Regions from separate parts of the Homo sapiens genome. Here region 2 is linked to region 1. Evidence: read pairs that join two places in POLR2A ChIA-PET (ENCODE). Cell type or tissue: A673. All regions are shown on one strand. Each heading gives the region's core, and the rest is flanking DNA. Links, peaks and the distances in the headings are about the cores only. Region 1 has its middle 97 kb from the start of APAF1. Region 2 overlaps TMPO (thymopoietin).

What was found. ChIA-PET counts read pairs that join two places held together with the same protein. Peaks named below come from ENCODE experiments on the same cell type or tissue, not always from the same donor. Only the 100,000 strongest peaks of a DNase experiment are listed, where the experiment ranks them.
Region 2: POLR2A ChIA-PET joins it to region 1 with 7 read pairs; 2 of 35 experiments call an interaction of 5 or more read pairs at or near these places.

The regions. Positions count from the first base shown.
Region 1 is chr12:98,741,024-98,743,523 of GRCh38, reverse strand. It overlaps a transcript of ANKS1B not described here. Among named protein-coding and RNA genes, the nearest start is that of APAF1, 97 kb to the right of the region's middle. In A673, for the core only: a CTCF peak has its summit at 1,231; a DNase peak (open chromatin) is centred at 1,523.
Region 2 is chr12:98,532,040-98,545,879 of GRCh38, reverse strand. It overlaps TMPO (thymopoietin), which reads right to left. Exons shown (of 9, transcript NM_001032283.3): 4 at 8,308-8,405; 5 at 1,531-1,650; 6 at 1,343-1,438; 7 at 819-929. Among named protein-coding and RNA genes, the nearest start is that of TMPO-AS1, 23 kb to the right of the region's middle. In A673, for the core only: no CTCF peak of the experiment used is centred there; no DNase peak of the experiment used is centred there.

The DNA of each region.
Region 1 (2,500 bases), core at 1-2,500:
GCATTGACGAAGAGATTTGCAGCTGATTTTCTTCAAGGGGAAAATTGATACATTGATAACTTCAATAACCATGGGCAGGGGGGGTCATTGAATGCTAACATCATTACTCAAAAAAGGACTTGAATTCAATTACTCCATTTAATTGTTTCTTATTAAATTGTATTCTATGATAAATCTGAGTTAACGAACCCTATGAAAATTATCCCTAGTTAGTTCATTAATAAGTCATGGAAATGATTTTTCTCAAGACACACAAGATTTTTCTCAAGTTGGAATACTTGGGAATATTGCTGGTTCAATGTTTGTTTGGATAAGATGGAGCAGAAGACAGGCTTGGATAAAGGAACACGTGGCCAAATCCTCAAAAATCAATAAAAATTCACACCTGGATTCAAGGTAGCATCACTCCTAATTACTTCTGAAAAGAAATGAAAATTTGATAAGTGATCTAGCCTCAAGAGAATTAGAATATAATGGCCATGTTCAGGAAATCCGTAGGAAGAAGACTTTTTTTAAAAAAAATAACTTTCTAAGTTCTCTTTTTAGATAGGCTAGTCGATCTGAAGGTTCGAAACACATTTTTTGAAATAAAGTTGGGTAACTAACTAGCCAACACAGCCAGCACAGAGTCTACATGCAGCAAGGCCCACTGGCCCACCCCATATTCCAGTCCTAGCTCCCCAACAGCCAGCCAGCCAGCCCCACATTTACTGCCTCTAGGCAAATGGACACAAGCATCTGCCTGCCCCAGCAACAGAGTCCTGCTTCCCACAGAAACCGGTTCCAAAGCCGGCAGAGACGGCGCTTTGAACTTGCTCAGGCCTTTTGACCATCACCATGCTGCATATTGTGACTCTGTTAGTAGCTAGGAGCTGGAACTTAATTTTGTGGTCGAAATAACCCTGAGACCTTGGTGCCAACCAGGGAAATGCCAACTCCACTTAACTGTTTCTGTCTTCCGCTCAAGTCGGTCTACTTATTGAGAACTCACTCTGTGCTTAGCGTGGCATCACTTTCCTTAGAGTTGCTTCTGCAAAGATGGTCATTCTGCAGCCAACATATTGCACTCAGTGTGCAACTCATCAAAAAGCATAGCTACAAATTATTATTAAAACAGTTTTTGTTTTTCTCTCCAAAACCTCAGAGACCTATGTTTGTTTGGGGAAAAAAAAAAAAAAAGCTGCATGGGCATTTAACTTTCCAAGAGTAGTTAACGACCAGTGCTGTGAAGACTTACACATCAGGCTGAAATAAGACATCCTTCATTTGTCATCTCCAATGGGGTCACCCCGGCGGAAGGTGGCGACTGCAGCCGCGGAGGTTTAATCAGGGCTCCTAACTTGGTTCAGACAGTGGAGGAGCGCGGGTATCAGATGACAGACTTCACGAGTACAGATGAGCTAATATGCATGTTCCAAGCCCTGCTATTTAAGACATCTTGAAGTTCTGTCTCATCACCACAGTAAGAGCAAGAGATGGAGTCAGATTTTACAACCAAAGTCAGCTCACAATGTGGTAATAAAAACCATTCAAAGCAATTCATATTCAATACCCAATTTAATTGTCCTCTGGCTGTCTCAGGGCCTCAATCAAGCATCCCAACAGCTGCTCCCCAGGGAGCCTGCCTGCCTGCAGCCCTCCCTCTCAAGTGGCAGTAAGACACGTGGGAAGTCAAAAGGCCCCCAAGTAAGAGGCAGCATCAGCTGTTTTCTGACATTTGAGAGGCGGATTTCTCTCTGATTCTCAAAAGTGCATGCTGAGTTGTCTGAGAGGAAAAAAACAATGCCAGTGTGCTGTGTTGAGTCAGGGGAGACTGAGAAAGAAGAAAGGTACAAGTGGATTCTGAAATCCCATTTTAGCGGGCCGTTTCTGGGGTGTGGGTTTGAGCAGGTTGCAAACTCACATGCCTTCCAAGCCATACAGGTGACATGAGTGAGGGGGATGGGGCTGTGCCTCATCTCAGGGGCAACCACTGCTGAGTTCCAGCTGATTGTTGCCAGGCAGAAAGGAAGACCCTGGGTCCACAGATTTTCTAAGAAATCTGGATTTTCACGCAAAATCGTTGGGTTTTGAAGTGTTGGCAGCAAACCCAGTTTTAAAAAATAAGTGTGAGCCACACAGAACTCATCTGTGGGCTGGGTGTGGTCTATGCATCACTTGTTTGTGAACTTGTTCAGTAGCTTTATGACTTTCTGAGATTCCACAAAGCTTCAGCAACCTTACAGCTAGATGCCCGGTTACTCATCAGGAGAAAGAAAGAGTGTTTGTAGCTGGGGTGAGTGGGTGGAGGAGGCAGAGATTCAGGGGTCGGTGACATTTGTTGAATTGCTGTTATTCACCAGGTTTGTTTTGGGAAGTATCAGTTAGGAATTGAACTAAAGAACTAGTAGCAAAGACCAGCAATAACAATGTCTTAAACGAGGCAGGGGTTGAATTTTCCCTCATGTAACATGAACTTCAGAGATAGGCAGTACAGAGCTGGAATTGTAGCTTTATGATA
Region 2 (13,840 bases), core at 1,873-4,372, 200 kb after region 1:
GCACCCGTAATCCCAGCTACTCAGGAGGCTGAGGCAGGAGAATCGCTTGAACCCAGGAGGCGGAGGTTGCAGTGAGCTGAGACCGTGCCACTGCACTCCAGCCTGGGCAACAGAGCAAGACTCCGTTTCAAAAAAAAAAAAGTATACTGTTTCTTCATTTATTAAGAATTCTGTAGTAAAAGATAAAATACAGAAGATACTTAACATGAACCTTTAGCAAACTTTACTATATGTTTTAAAATTATAGTCAATGCAATATGCCCAAATTAAAAAAAATATAATGTTTAGCTTGTTTTACTGTTTACCTTTATGTCCAGAACAAAATAATAAATGTTTCGGCTCCTTTTGTAAAGATTCATTCAAATTAAAATGCACCATGCAGTTAGTACTTTCAAGCTTAATTACACAGGAGTTAACCCATTCCAGCACCACATGAAGTTATGTTAAAGTCTCTTATTTGACCCGTCAACAAAAGAAAGTGTAGCCTCCCTCATAGCCCAGCAGCACTTTCAAACTTGCATCCATGACAAACAGAACATATTATAAGCAGAACAGAAATGACCACTCCCTTGAAAACTGGAACTTAAGAGGGATACAGTGGCAAGAGGATAGTATTAGCATGTCAAACTATATTAGTTAATTTCTGTTTTCACTAATAAAAGTGTCCTTAAAATAATTTATGCATATTTACACACACCACCCAATAAAGAAAGCTCTGCTCCCTCCCACTCCAAAAAAAAAAAAAAAAAACAAACAAATATTTATATTTCCTCTTTGAAAGATCAATGATAGCATCGATCTAAATTGTATTCATTTACTTCAGCTCTTGTCAATGGTTTCTTTGGTGCTCTTCTGGGTATGTCTGAGAATTCAGTGATTGGCAGAATAGGAGATGCATGCTTGAAATTTCCAGTCACCCTATTGACAACCTGCCAAGATTCAAATTATTCAGACTCAGAATTATCCAAACATAACACAGACACTTAAAAAGAAAAGAAAGATATTTTATCTCTGTAATATTAGAAATTTTCCCTTAGTAAAGATTTAAGCAACACAGCCTACAAACACAACTTAGTGCCTCACATATGAAGCCTCATTCTTCAAATATTTTAACAAAAAATATCCTTATACTTTCTTGTACAATGAATTAGATTTCTTTACATAAATTGGATATTATAGGAAAATTCTAAAATTCAGAACTATATGGGGAAAATCAGTTTAAAATTGTTAAAAAAAAAAAACATGTAAATTTGAGATTTGCCAAAATTCACCACCTCCCCATTTCCAATTAAAGGGTAATTTACAAAGAATACCACTTGTATAGTTTATGAAACATATTTACTAAGGATTCGTTGCTTGAAGCCATTATAGTTTCAGCTATGGGAGTACTCTCTGAAATTACTGGACCATCTATACGAAAATGTTCTGAAGTTTCCACCTGTTAGTTTGAAAACAAAACAAAAACAATAAATATAAAATAATACTAAAACCCTACAAATCTGAAAACCCAAGGAATAAGCCTTGCATCACCCTTTTCCTTGGAGTTCTTCTTGACCCTCTTGTAGATTCCCTAGTTAATGCCTGCAGAGGTCCGCCTTTTGAAGATCCACTTGTCCATTCAGTCTCAGTTATTCCAGCTTGAGAATAGCTCTATTCAAGCATCAACACATTAAAAAGTCATATTCTAACATCAAATACTTTAATAACGGCCATACTGGCACACTGAGAAGCCATGAAATAGAAGTCTCCAAATGCCAGCATTTACAAACAAGGCTATGTCCTCAAAATATTCCTAAATGTATTAATTGAACTGATATTTAGGCATCAGGAAACACTTAAAAAGTGCTAAAATACACTAAAGAATCCACCTATAGTAGCTCACAAATTATAAACATTATGGGAAAAAAAGCACATCAACTATCACCAGTTCCCTTTTTGACTCACTGTGTGCTATTTGGCTCTAGTATTGGAGCTACATCTCTGTCTAAACAAAAAGCAGACTGATCATGACTTAGAAAAAAGTCATCTATTATAAGTCAGTTTCCTTTTAAAACAAAAATACAAACTTTTGTAATTGTTAGCATAAACATTATTATTTTCATATGGTTATAATCATTTTAGTAGAATCAGTTTAAATTATAATCCCACATATAGCTTATTTGAACTAAAAAATTCTCAGGTGTCAAATTTTTCTTGGAAACAGATACAAAATTAGGTAGCCACAAAAACCCTGTGGTCACTCTTTAATGAATATGCAAGCCTAACGTCACTTTCAAATCTCAATGCTATCCATGTCACTACAGAAAGACAGAAAACAGCTGCCTCAGATTAATTCTCAGTCTCAGATTAATTTCTATGTTCCACTGATCATTTTTAAAGAATCCAGCATTTCTTACATACTGGTTTAAAACCCATTAGATCAGTTCTTCTTAAATTGTAATGTGCCTATCAATCACTTGAAGCTTCTGTTAAATGCAGATTCTGATTCTGTAGCTGTAGGGCCCGAAATTCCGCATTCCAAGTAGTTTAAGGTTTTCAGTTTTGAAGTCGCTATTACCAGATGATTCTTTTAAATTCTTTTAACTACAGAACATCCATCAATGATCAGTATTATAGTAGAGTGTCCTTCTGTTGTCACTTTTGCTTTCACGCCAATATTTAACCTAGATTACTGATGGTTTTAGGTCCAAGTCAATGTCTATTAAAGACAGATTTTTTTTTTAAACTTTAATCCTGTGACAGGAGTGGTCATCCAATAAATATGCCTAAATGGCTGGATGTAATACTACCAAAACCCCACAAGTTACAGACATAGTCTCATAAATCATGGTTTTGTATTTATCTATATTTGGAATTGATATTATAAGAGTTTTAAGTCACAATCTGAATCTCTGGGTTCCTCATCCTATCAATTAGGAAGTATTTGCTGAATGCAAAATTATTGTCAAAAGAGAAACTTGTAAACAAATTACAGACATACACAGAGTAACTGCTTTTTAATTTTTATTTTATTTATTTTTTTGAGACAGAATCTCGCTCTGTTGCCCAGGCTGGAGTACAGTGGTGCAATCTCCACTCACCGCAACCTCCACCTGCGAGGTTCAAGTGATTCTCCTGCCTCACCCTCCTGAGTAGCTGGGATTACAGGCACGCACCAGCACACTTGGCTGATTTTTTTGTATTTTCAGTAGAGACAGGGTTTTGCCATGTTGGCCAGGCTGGTCTCCTGACCTCAGGTGATCCACCCACCTGGGCCTCCCAAAGTGCGGGGATTACAGGTGTGAGCCACTGCACCTGGCCAGAGTAAGTGGTTTTTAATAGTCAAATTACCAACTATTTGAATAGACGGAAAGGTAGTTTTATAATCTGAGATTCTCAATCCTTGTGGCACAGTACCATCAAGGAGAGCTTTAAAAAAAAAAAAAAAAGCAAATGCCCCCAACTACCATAACCAATTAAATCAGAATCTCTCCAGGTCTGGGAATAGATAATTTCTAAAGCTCCTGAGATAACTAAAAGCCATCTTGAAGGCCTATCAATTTAAGTAAAACATGACCAATATGGTTACTCGTACTAACTTTATTAAAAAACAAAACAAAACAAAAAAGCCTCATATTCCTCCATTTGAGAACAGTACTTTCAAACACTGCTGGTGGGAATGCAAAATGCTTCAACTCATATGCAGAGAAATGTAATGGTGAAATTACCTAGCAATTTTACTGGTACGCTTCCCCAAGATAAACTGGCAAAAAATATGCAGTGACACATGCAAAATGCTGCTCCATGGTTCATCCTGGCATTATTCATAGCAACATACAGCTGAAAACAACTCAAATATTCACCAAATGGAGAGTGGTTAAATAAATTACAGTACATCCATAAAATGCAACACATAAAATGCAGTTGTACAAAGCAATGAGGAAGATGGCTACGTTCCGATATGGAGTGATCTCTAGGTTTAGGTTAAAAATGGAAATGTACAAAGCAGGCTGCATTTTATGTAAAAGGGGAGCATATAAAAATCTATATATTTACTTATATTTTTAAAAAGAAACAAAATATAAATCAAAACAATAAAAATGCTTATCTGTAGATGGAAGGGAAAAGGACAGAAGCCAAAATTCTGACTCTACCTTATTTTGCCTACATAAAACTACATTATACTCTCAACACAATTAAAAAATAATAAAAGAAAAAGCAATCCTAGCATTAGAGAACAAAAAAACCTAACTATTAAGTTGGTGGCTGTATGACACAAAAAAATTCTTTCAAGTGACTTTAAGCACAGTGTTTTGACATTACATTCTAGTGGGATATGTCCTAAAGACAAGGAAAACAAAAGCCCAAATTGCATTTAACAGTCTTATTGTTAGTAGTAATACTGTATTATTTAGAAACACATATATGTTGTGATACTTACATAAGTAACAACATCATTTGAAGAACCAAGATATTCAGCATAAGATAAAAATGATACAAGTATAACATAACCCAAAATTAGCCTGTATTTATAAATTTGAAATATCACCATTAATTCATGATTTACCTAGCACTACCTACTGAAAAGACCCAGAAACAATGACAACCAGTAGGAATGAACATGTCAGCATCCAAATTGTTGCTTCCAAATAGTATTATCTATTAAAAGGATCACGGTTCCTTAGAAACATGGCTGATTCCAGGCATGACGCAGGAAGTATACATGAGCCTGGGACGTCTTACTATTCCAGAAAACAAGAAACTATCAAAGATAAATGGGGGAAGGAATTAAAAAATACAGGAACCAACTTAGTAATTCCTAATGGCTACAGATGGCACAATGTGAACATCAAAAAAGAATGATGACTGTAACTGATCATAAATTCAATACATAAAAAAAACCTCAAAATAATAGACCTAGGCAATAATCATATGACAATGGCTGTTAGAACCATTAAATGAAAGGACAATGTGGATCTTTATAACAGATGGATTAATCTTTCAAAATCTAAATCAATTACTAATTTTAGCATCGCCAGAAAGACATTCTATACCTCCTAAAACGATGTAACAGGAAGGCCGCTATATCATTTAAGTATTCTTGTGAAAGAAACTGGACATGGATCTGACCAACCCTCTGGATCTGTGCCGTCCAATATGGTAGGCCACTAGCCACATATGGTCATTGAAATTTAATTTAAATTAAAATTAAAACATAGTTTCCGCCAGGCGCAGTGGCTCACGCCTGTAATCCCAGCATTTTGGGAGGCTGAGGCGGGTGGATCACCTGAGGTCGGGAGTTCGAGACCTGCCTGACCAACACGGAGAAACCCCGTCTCTACTAAAAATACAAAATTAGCCGGGCGTGGTGGCACATGCCTGTAATCCCAGCTACTCAGGAGGCTGAGGCAGGAGAATCGCTTGAACTTGGGAGGCAGAGGTTGTGGGGAGCTGAGATCACACCAACCTTGGCAAAAAGAATGAAACTCCATCTCAAAAAACAAACAAACAAAAACAAAAACAACAACAACAACAAAGCAAAACAGAGTTTCTCAGCCTCACTAGTCACCATCGAAGTATTCAATAGCTAGTGGCTACTGTAACGGATAGCACAGGTATGAAAAATTTCTATCACAGAAAGGTCTACTGCATAGCCTCACTACAGATCTAACCCACTCTACAGAAAATGCAGCGTATAGAGAAGCTAATTAAATGACATAAAGAAGCAACCTAACAAATCCAGAATGTTGGGAAATTCTGTAATGACCTGGTTTCTTCACCAAATAAATGGAGGGAAGAGAAAAAGTTACAGTGGTAACAGCTACAGACTTGAGAGAGTAAAACAACCAAAAATCAAACCGGATATGTGGATCCTGTCTGGATCCTGATTTGAACAACATAATCATAAACGAAACATTTCTGAAACTAGAGAAATTTAAACATGAATTAGATACAAATAAATTATTAATTTTATTAGGTGTGATATTGGCATTGTCACTGGAATAGCACTTATCTTTCAGAGATATATGCTAAAATGCTGACTTTTTAATGTGTGAAACACTATGTCAAAGACTGCTTTAATATACTCCAGGAAAAAGCAAAATAAAAAAAATCAAAAGCAATTTATTGCCAGGTGCGGTAGCTCATGCCTGTAATCCCAGCAATCTGGGAGGCCAAGGCGGGTGGATCACCTGAGGTCAGGAGTTCGAGACCAGCTTGGCCAACATGGTGAAACCTGGTCTCTACTAAGAATTCAAAAACTAGCTGGGCATGGTGGCGGGAACCTGTAATCCCAGCTACTCAGGAGGCTGAAGCAGGAGAACTGCTTGAACCCAGGAGGCGGAGGTTGCAAGTGAGCCGAGATTGTGCCACTGCACTCCAACCTGGGCGACAGAGTGAGATTCTGTCTCAAAAAAAAAAAAAAAAAAAGTAATTTAAAAAGCTGGAGGGTGTGGGGTGATGAAACCAAACTGGTAAAACACTGACAACTGTGGCACATCTATGACTGGAGGGTCATTAAACTCTTCCCTCCACTCTTCTACATGTTTTAAATTTTCTGCAATAAAGCCACTGTCTAATTCTGCCTGTCATCTAAACCTACACTCCTTTGACTATTTATTCTGCTCCTCAGTTTAGATTCCTCCAACTCAATTATCCCTTAGACCATCTTTATTATTTATTTATTTATTTATTTATTTTTGAGACAGAGTTTCGCTCTTGTTGCCCAGGCTAGAGTGCAATGGCGCGATCTCGGCTCACAGCAACCTCCGCCTCCAAGGTTCAAGCGATTCTCCTGCCTCAGCCTCCGGAGTAGCTAGGATTACAGGCATGCACCACCATGCCTGGCTAATTTTGTATTTTTAGTAGAGACAGGGTTTCTCCATGTTGGTCAGGCTCGTCTCGAACTCCGGACCTCAGGTGATCCGCCCGCCTCGGCCTCCCAAAGTGCTGGGATTACAGGCGTGAGCCACCGCGCCCGGCCTATTTCCTTATTCTTCAGCATGCTCCTGAAGCTATTTGTTAGGACTACTACATAAAAGGGCAATAAAACATGTATTCCAGTATTTGGTTCTATGTTAACAAAGTCTTCATTCATTCAATGCTCTGTATGTTCTTGTCACAAAGCTCATTTCTAACAAATCGTTCTGAAATTCAACTTATCAACTACATCAAATGAAGAGAGAGACTGACTTGCCTTAAGGAATCAAGAATAATTCCTCTAAGGATTTGATTTTAAAACGACAAACAGGCTGGGCGCGGTGGCTCACACCTGTAATCCCAGCACTTTCGGAGGCCAATGCAGGTGGATCACCTGAGGTCAGGAGTTTGAGACCAGCCTGGCCAACACGGTGAAACCCCGTCTCTACTAAAAATACAAAAATTAGCTGAGCGTGGTGGCATGTGCCTGTAATCCCAGCTACTTGGGAGGCTGAGGCAGGAGAATCGCTTGAGCCCAGCAGGGTGGAGGTTGCAATGAGATGGGATCACGCCACTGCACTCCAGCCCGGGTGACAAGAGCAAAACTCCGTCACAAACAAACACACAAAGTGACAAATAGGAGATGGAAAAGATAACCAACTAGACAAATCATCCAGCTAGACATAGCAGGGGTAAGGAAAATGACTCTAGGAATAGCTGTCTTATAAAGCATCAGCCAAATCAATGCTGCATTAGTCAATAATTTGTTCTCTGTAAACAATACTAGGTTAGTCAATAATTTGTTCTCTGTAAACAATACTAGGTTAGTCAATAATTTGTTCTCTGTTCATTTATACCTATGCTTATTTTCTCCTTAGTTTCCTACATTTCCCTTTTGAAAAACTGAAACGCCTCTCCCACAATAGAAAAGGTAAATTTTCATCTGAAATAAGGAAAGAAAACTGTAGTCTTAGGACCAGACTAGCTTCTGAGTTTAGGAAAGAATCGCAGAAGACAAGACAGGCAAACATAAAATCAAAGTCAGAAATCTAGAGACAAAGACACAAATATAAAACCCTTCCATTGCCTTTTAAAGAAATTGTATCAAAAGTGTCTAGATATTTCCACCTTTTAAAATATTTCTTTCAAAACACCATATAACTGGCTTTGAACTACATCTAGCACAGACTCAAACACAAATGAGACATTAAAAATTTGCTTTTGCTGTAATCACAGGCTACACTACTGACAAAACCCACAAAGTTTAGATTTTTAGTATCATTTAACAACAGAATTAAGTTTATTGAGCGTGCTGGAATCTGGGTGTCAACCATTAAAGGCTAAAACATGGATTAGTGTTGTCAGGAGGTTATTTATACCTGTACACGGTGGTAATAAAACTAAAGATACCTGATTGTGCTCAACTCTTCTTTGCTTGAGTGTTACTGGAGTCTTTGCTCTGCCCTTTAGTGGTTCTCTCTTCTCAAGCTTGAGCTCTATTTTAGAGTCTGGAAATAACATTGGAGAAACCATTACTCTCTGAAACACTCAATAAATGATGATGTTATCCTAATATTAATCGGGAACCCTGGTTTTAGGCACATTAAAAGGTGAAAAACAAGTCTACTGGTAATACCTCACTAGTCCAAAATTGTTTAACTGCAATTTGTCTTGAAAACTGTTTCATTATTTATCCCATTTTTGCTTATCTCCCTTACCCTTTCATCTGACAACCACTTCTTCCTACCTATTCTCCTTTCCTTTATCTGGGACTCATAGCTTTGAACATGAAGTGAGTTCAAAATGCTCCCACGAAAGCTTTTCAGTAAGAACAATTTAGATGTGGAAAAAGGCCATTTAAAATAACACAATTGTTACCATTGTTTTGTCCATACAGTATACTACTACTGTACAGCAAAGGTTGACTTACTAAATTAAAATTTGGAACATAGAAGGGAAAGTTTAAAAATGAAAAAAATCCATATAGTACCAAGCTTCTATAAGTAACTGCCATAACATTAATAAGTACAATATAAAAGCTTTTTTGATGTAGTTATAAAAAACCTAGGTACAACTCAGGTAAAGAAGGAATCTTGTTCACAGAAAAATACGACCAATCACAGGTCACTTCTCGTCCCAGTCCTTATAATAAAAATAACATTTCTTTGAAAAGAAGCCAATACTTATACACTTGTCACCATGATAGTTATTAACCTAACAACGCAAGGATATGTATTTTTTAATAGGCTTCAATATTCCAGTCTCCTAGTCTTAAATTCATCATCATTTGAAGATCTAGGTTTTGAAAAGACTGATTTTAGTTAACATCCCTGGCAGGGCATGGTGGCTCACGCTTGTAATCCCAGCACTTTGGAAGGCCGAGGTGGGCGGATCACCTGAGGTCAGCTTAAGACCATCCTGGCCAACATGGTGAAACCCCGTCTCTACTAAAAATACAAACATTAGCCAGGGTTGGTGGCAGACACCTGTAATCCCAGCTACTCAGGAGGCTAAGGCAGGAGAATTGCTTGAACCTGGGAGGCGGAGGTTGCAGCGAGCTGAGATCACACCATTGCACTCCAGCTTTGGGGACAAGAGCGAAACTTCATTTCAAAAAAAAAAAAATCCCTTTTTGTAGACATTTATCATGGTATAGCAAAATTAGTCAGTTGTTATTTCTAAAACTTCTACTACCAAAAATTTAAGTTAGATTACTTTCTTACTGAAGAGACAGAAAGGAAGTCAATTCTAAAGTTTTACATGAACTCTGAACTTGTGTGAAAAAGTGGTCAAGACATCTATATGTGTCTTGCTAACTTTCCAGTGTTAATACTAGTTAGTACAGAATCTATTTAATACTTGCAGGTTCCCAAAAACGAACAGTGATTTTTATCAAGTTAGTTTAAACAGTTCAGTCTTTATTTAGGACTAAGATTTCAAGTCCATCTCCCAACACTTCTATCAATGGATCTGTCAATGTATCTATGTTTGGTACAACCCCCAGCAATATAAAATCTATTTTATGCTTTGTTAACTCAGAATCTAAGAACTAGAAAGCACAAAGTAAAAAAAACCATTAGTAGTGGAATAGAAATCGGTTAAACGAATAAGGTATCTGGTTACAGATTAATTCCTCTTATAAATTTAGATTCCAACAGTCAATAAAAACATGGTCCTCAAACAGAAGAAAAACCATACCATAATCAGAATATTTTCAATTATACCACTGAAATGTCAAAGTGAGTTTCAATGATGAAATGGAAAAGGGGTGTTCATATACAAATATTTAACTTGTTGCAACTCCAAGAATAAAGCACACAGAACAACATGTTTCTGGAGACCACACAACACTGTTCAAATTTAACAACTTTATTGAATTTGCAGAAGCATTCTACAGTAATACATTTTTAAAAATCACATAGCACTCAGTAGGTACATGTATACATGTACATTTCAGAAGACAACAAATAAAATTACTCTCAGAAAGCTGCAAAGATGGACACATATAATCTAAGAATGTGGTAATGGCCAGAGGGAGTACCCAAGAGACCATATTTTATTATGCTTAAGGCTACTACTTTCCACAATACCTCTGCAGTTAAGACTCTTAACTTACAATCACAGAAATGAAAACATGATAATACACTGCTTTATACAGACATACAGATACTGGGATATAGTATAATTTCTTATGGCTTAAAAAAATTTAATTTGCTTTTAGAGTCTATATTGCTAAACTTAACTTTCCACAAAATACAATATATCATGAAAGCAAAGTATTATTTTTTAAAAGGCCCCATTATCTGACAAAATAGATGGTGAACATGCACTATCCCAGGATATCTATTATTATCCAAAGAAGTGTTTCTCAAAGTGTGGTCCATGGTACTGGTCCATGAATTGGTTGCTACCAGTCAATGAAGAGATAAATTACTTGCATCAGAGTGTAAATCAATACATTGCTTTAGCTATTAATAAAATTTTGCTAAAAAATCAAATCCTGTCATTGACCTAAAAAGTATCTCTAGATTTAAATTCTTGTGCATGCTTATCTTGCCTGTGGATAAGTAACAGTTTGTAGACTGGTGCTTTGAGTTGCATTGATCTAGACTACTATGATTGATGTTGCAGACATGAATAAATAACAAAGAAAAGTAAGAAAATATGAGCAAAAATATGGACAAGTTATGGAACGTGAAAAGATACTGAGATAAAAGTATCAAAAAGAACAACATCACTGTTCTGAATGTGTAACAAATGTTTAATTCTGTCCTAGGTATAAAGGAGGATGCATATTATTCTATTGAACAGTAAATACTCCTTATATCCTAATTAGAATTTTCTTAGTTTTGGAGAATTGTAAAAACATAAGTAAAGCAGGAAACAGAAAACAACTTAGAGACTAATATGTGATCTAGAAAGCGTTAAATTGTTTGTACCAGGCTTCCTATCTACGCAAATCTTTAGAAAAGACAAGTAGTTCTACACAGGCAATTACTTTTATACTGTAATTTGATGGGTAGAAGCTTAACATTTTGTAATTAGCCCTATCTGGAAACTAAAACAACCTTAACAGAAAAGAAAATGTTGGCATAAAGTACCTGAAAGATAAGATAGATGTCTTTTTGTCCTTAATTTTACTAGTGTTTATTTCCACGCTTTTTAATTACTTTGCATACTTCTCCTCCAAATAATGTTCCACCTTTAAAGGGAGTGGAAGCCAGCTTATTCTTAGAAGCTAAATTAATTTTGCAATCCTTCAGCCAGAGGTATCGACGACCTACAGTGGCATTTCCCATGGTATGGGCAGCCATCTTCACTTCATCAAATGCAGCTTCACAAATATATGAGGCTGCATCATATGTTTTGCTCAGAATCCCAAGCGCTTGGTGGGTACGACTAGGATCTGAGCTAAGAATCTGTGCAGCTTGACTAATGTCTGCCTGCATAGCCTTAGCTACAAAGGCAGTGTGAGTTGCAATCTGCAATGCTGATGCTGCAGCTTCATATGCTCTACAGAGTGCTAAGTCCAACTGCTGATTGCAAGACTCAGTGGAGGCTGCTTGAATACCTCCTAGTGGAGTGGCTTCAGAAATAAACCCTAGGATTTCATCATCTACTTTTGGAACTGATAATATCTGTGTTGCCTCCCTGGAAGAAACTGGATATTTGCATGCCAGTGAAGGCAGCTGCCTGTCAACTTGCTGCCATTCTTCTTCAATTACTTTTAAAATAGATTCATGGAAGGGAAAAGATAGTTCTGAGGCATCTATTTTATCATGCTGTGATTGCTTAGCCACTTCTAGACCTAAGGTAGTGAGTGAATGAGAGACAACAGTTTTGGCAAAAGAAGACATCAGTTCGGATCCAGGTATGTTCTGAAATGCCACAAAGGAACCTGAATCCCTTTCCTCCACTGACTTCTCACTCAGTCTAGGGACTTTTCTTGGAGGAGACAGGAATTCAGTTTCTTGAAACTTAGACTGATCAATTCTCTTCTGTATGTTTTCTACATCCAGTGGGGGCATAGAGTTAGAAGTTCCAGGCAAACTACCTACCCCACCCTGGACCAACAGAGAATTGACATAATCTCTGATTGCCTGGGCAAGTGGCGGAGAAATTAGTTGTGAGCTCTCAGACTCTTCTAGTGCTTTCCTTTTACTGGAGAGAGGCGATTGATCTGAAATATGGGACCTCTCAGGACATAATGGTTGAATTCCACTTTTCTCTCTACCGCAAATATTTTCTACTATGTCTTTATAGTAACCAGTGGTGGTTTCTTTAATCAGTGAAGGAGAAGCTGCAGTAGAGACCAACATGGCACTGTGTTCAGGCTGAGAAGATGACGAAGAACTTTTCTCTAAACACCTATCATGGCTAGACTTGCATGAAATAAACAAATTCCTTTCAGAGGCTAACTTCTGCAACTGTCCCCTGCCAGGCAAGTTTGTGGCAACAAGAGGCTCCCTAGGTAGGTCTCCCTTAGAAGTATGTACTTTCTTAGCTGCCTGTAGTTCGGTACTGCCCAAAGGAGGACGGGTGGAGATTTCAGGAAAAGAAATACCCTGAAAAAATCCACCACCAGAGGGAGTAGTTCCAAGTTCAGAAAAAGGAACAATATCCCTAGTGGACTTCACTTTCTTGTGTTCTTTCTTCTTTCCTGTAGAGGCAAAAGAGGCAGGAAGTTTAAGCATTACCTGTGTTTGAGCTGATTTTATTCTTTGCCTCTTTGCTAAAAATAGTGCTGTCAAAGGAAAAGACTATAATTTCATATTCTGAACTAATCTGCCAGATTTGCCCTGGTAGACAAAGCTTATTGAGATATAAACAATCTGGATCAAAATAAATAATCACAAGTCATATTAATTAAAAGTTTACAAAAATCAAGTTGTATTTATAATTTTTAAAGGACATTTATTTCACATACTATCCTTAAAAAATATTTAAACATCATGATCAAATTTTAAGATACTATACAGTCTACTAAAAATATAGTCAAAATATTTGCTTTAAAGTTGCCCTGAGGTCAGATTAACAAAAACTGCGAACAATTTAAATGCCTATCAATAGAGAACAGAGAAAATATGCCATATTTAAATGCTACCACTATGTATTAATTATGAAGAATAAACAGATATGTAATTAACAGGATTAGATTTCAAAAATAATGGAGTAAGAAAAAGCAAGTGATAAGATTTAGCATACTGTTTATATAAATTTTTTATTCTTAAAGTATAAAATAATACCATGTATTAGACAGATGTGTATGTGAAATATAAAACTTGAAAGACAGGCATTGAATTAATAATAGTAGTTACTTCTGTGGAGGTGATAGGTACAGGTAAGTACGAGAAACTTTGCCTTTACTTGTAATACTTTATTCTCTCAGAAAAATGAGATTTGTAGCAAAAAAGACAAAGTTAACTTGCAATTTCAGGTGATG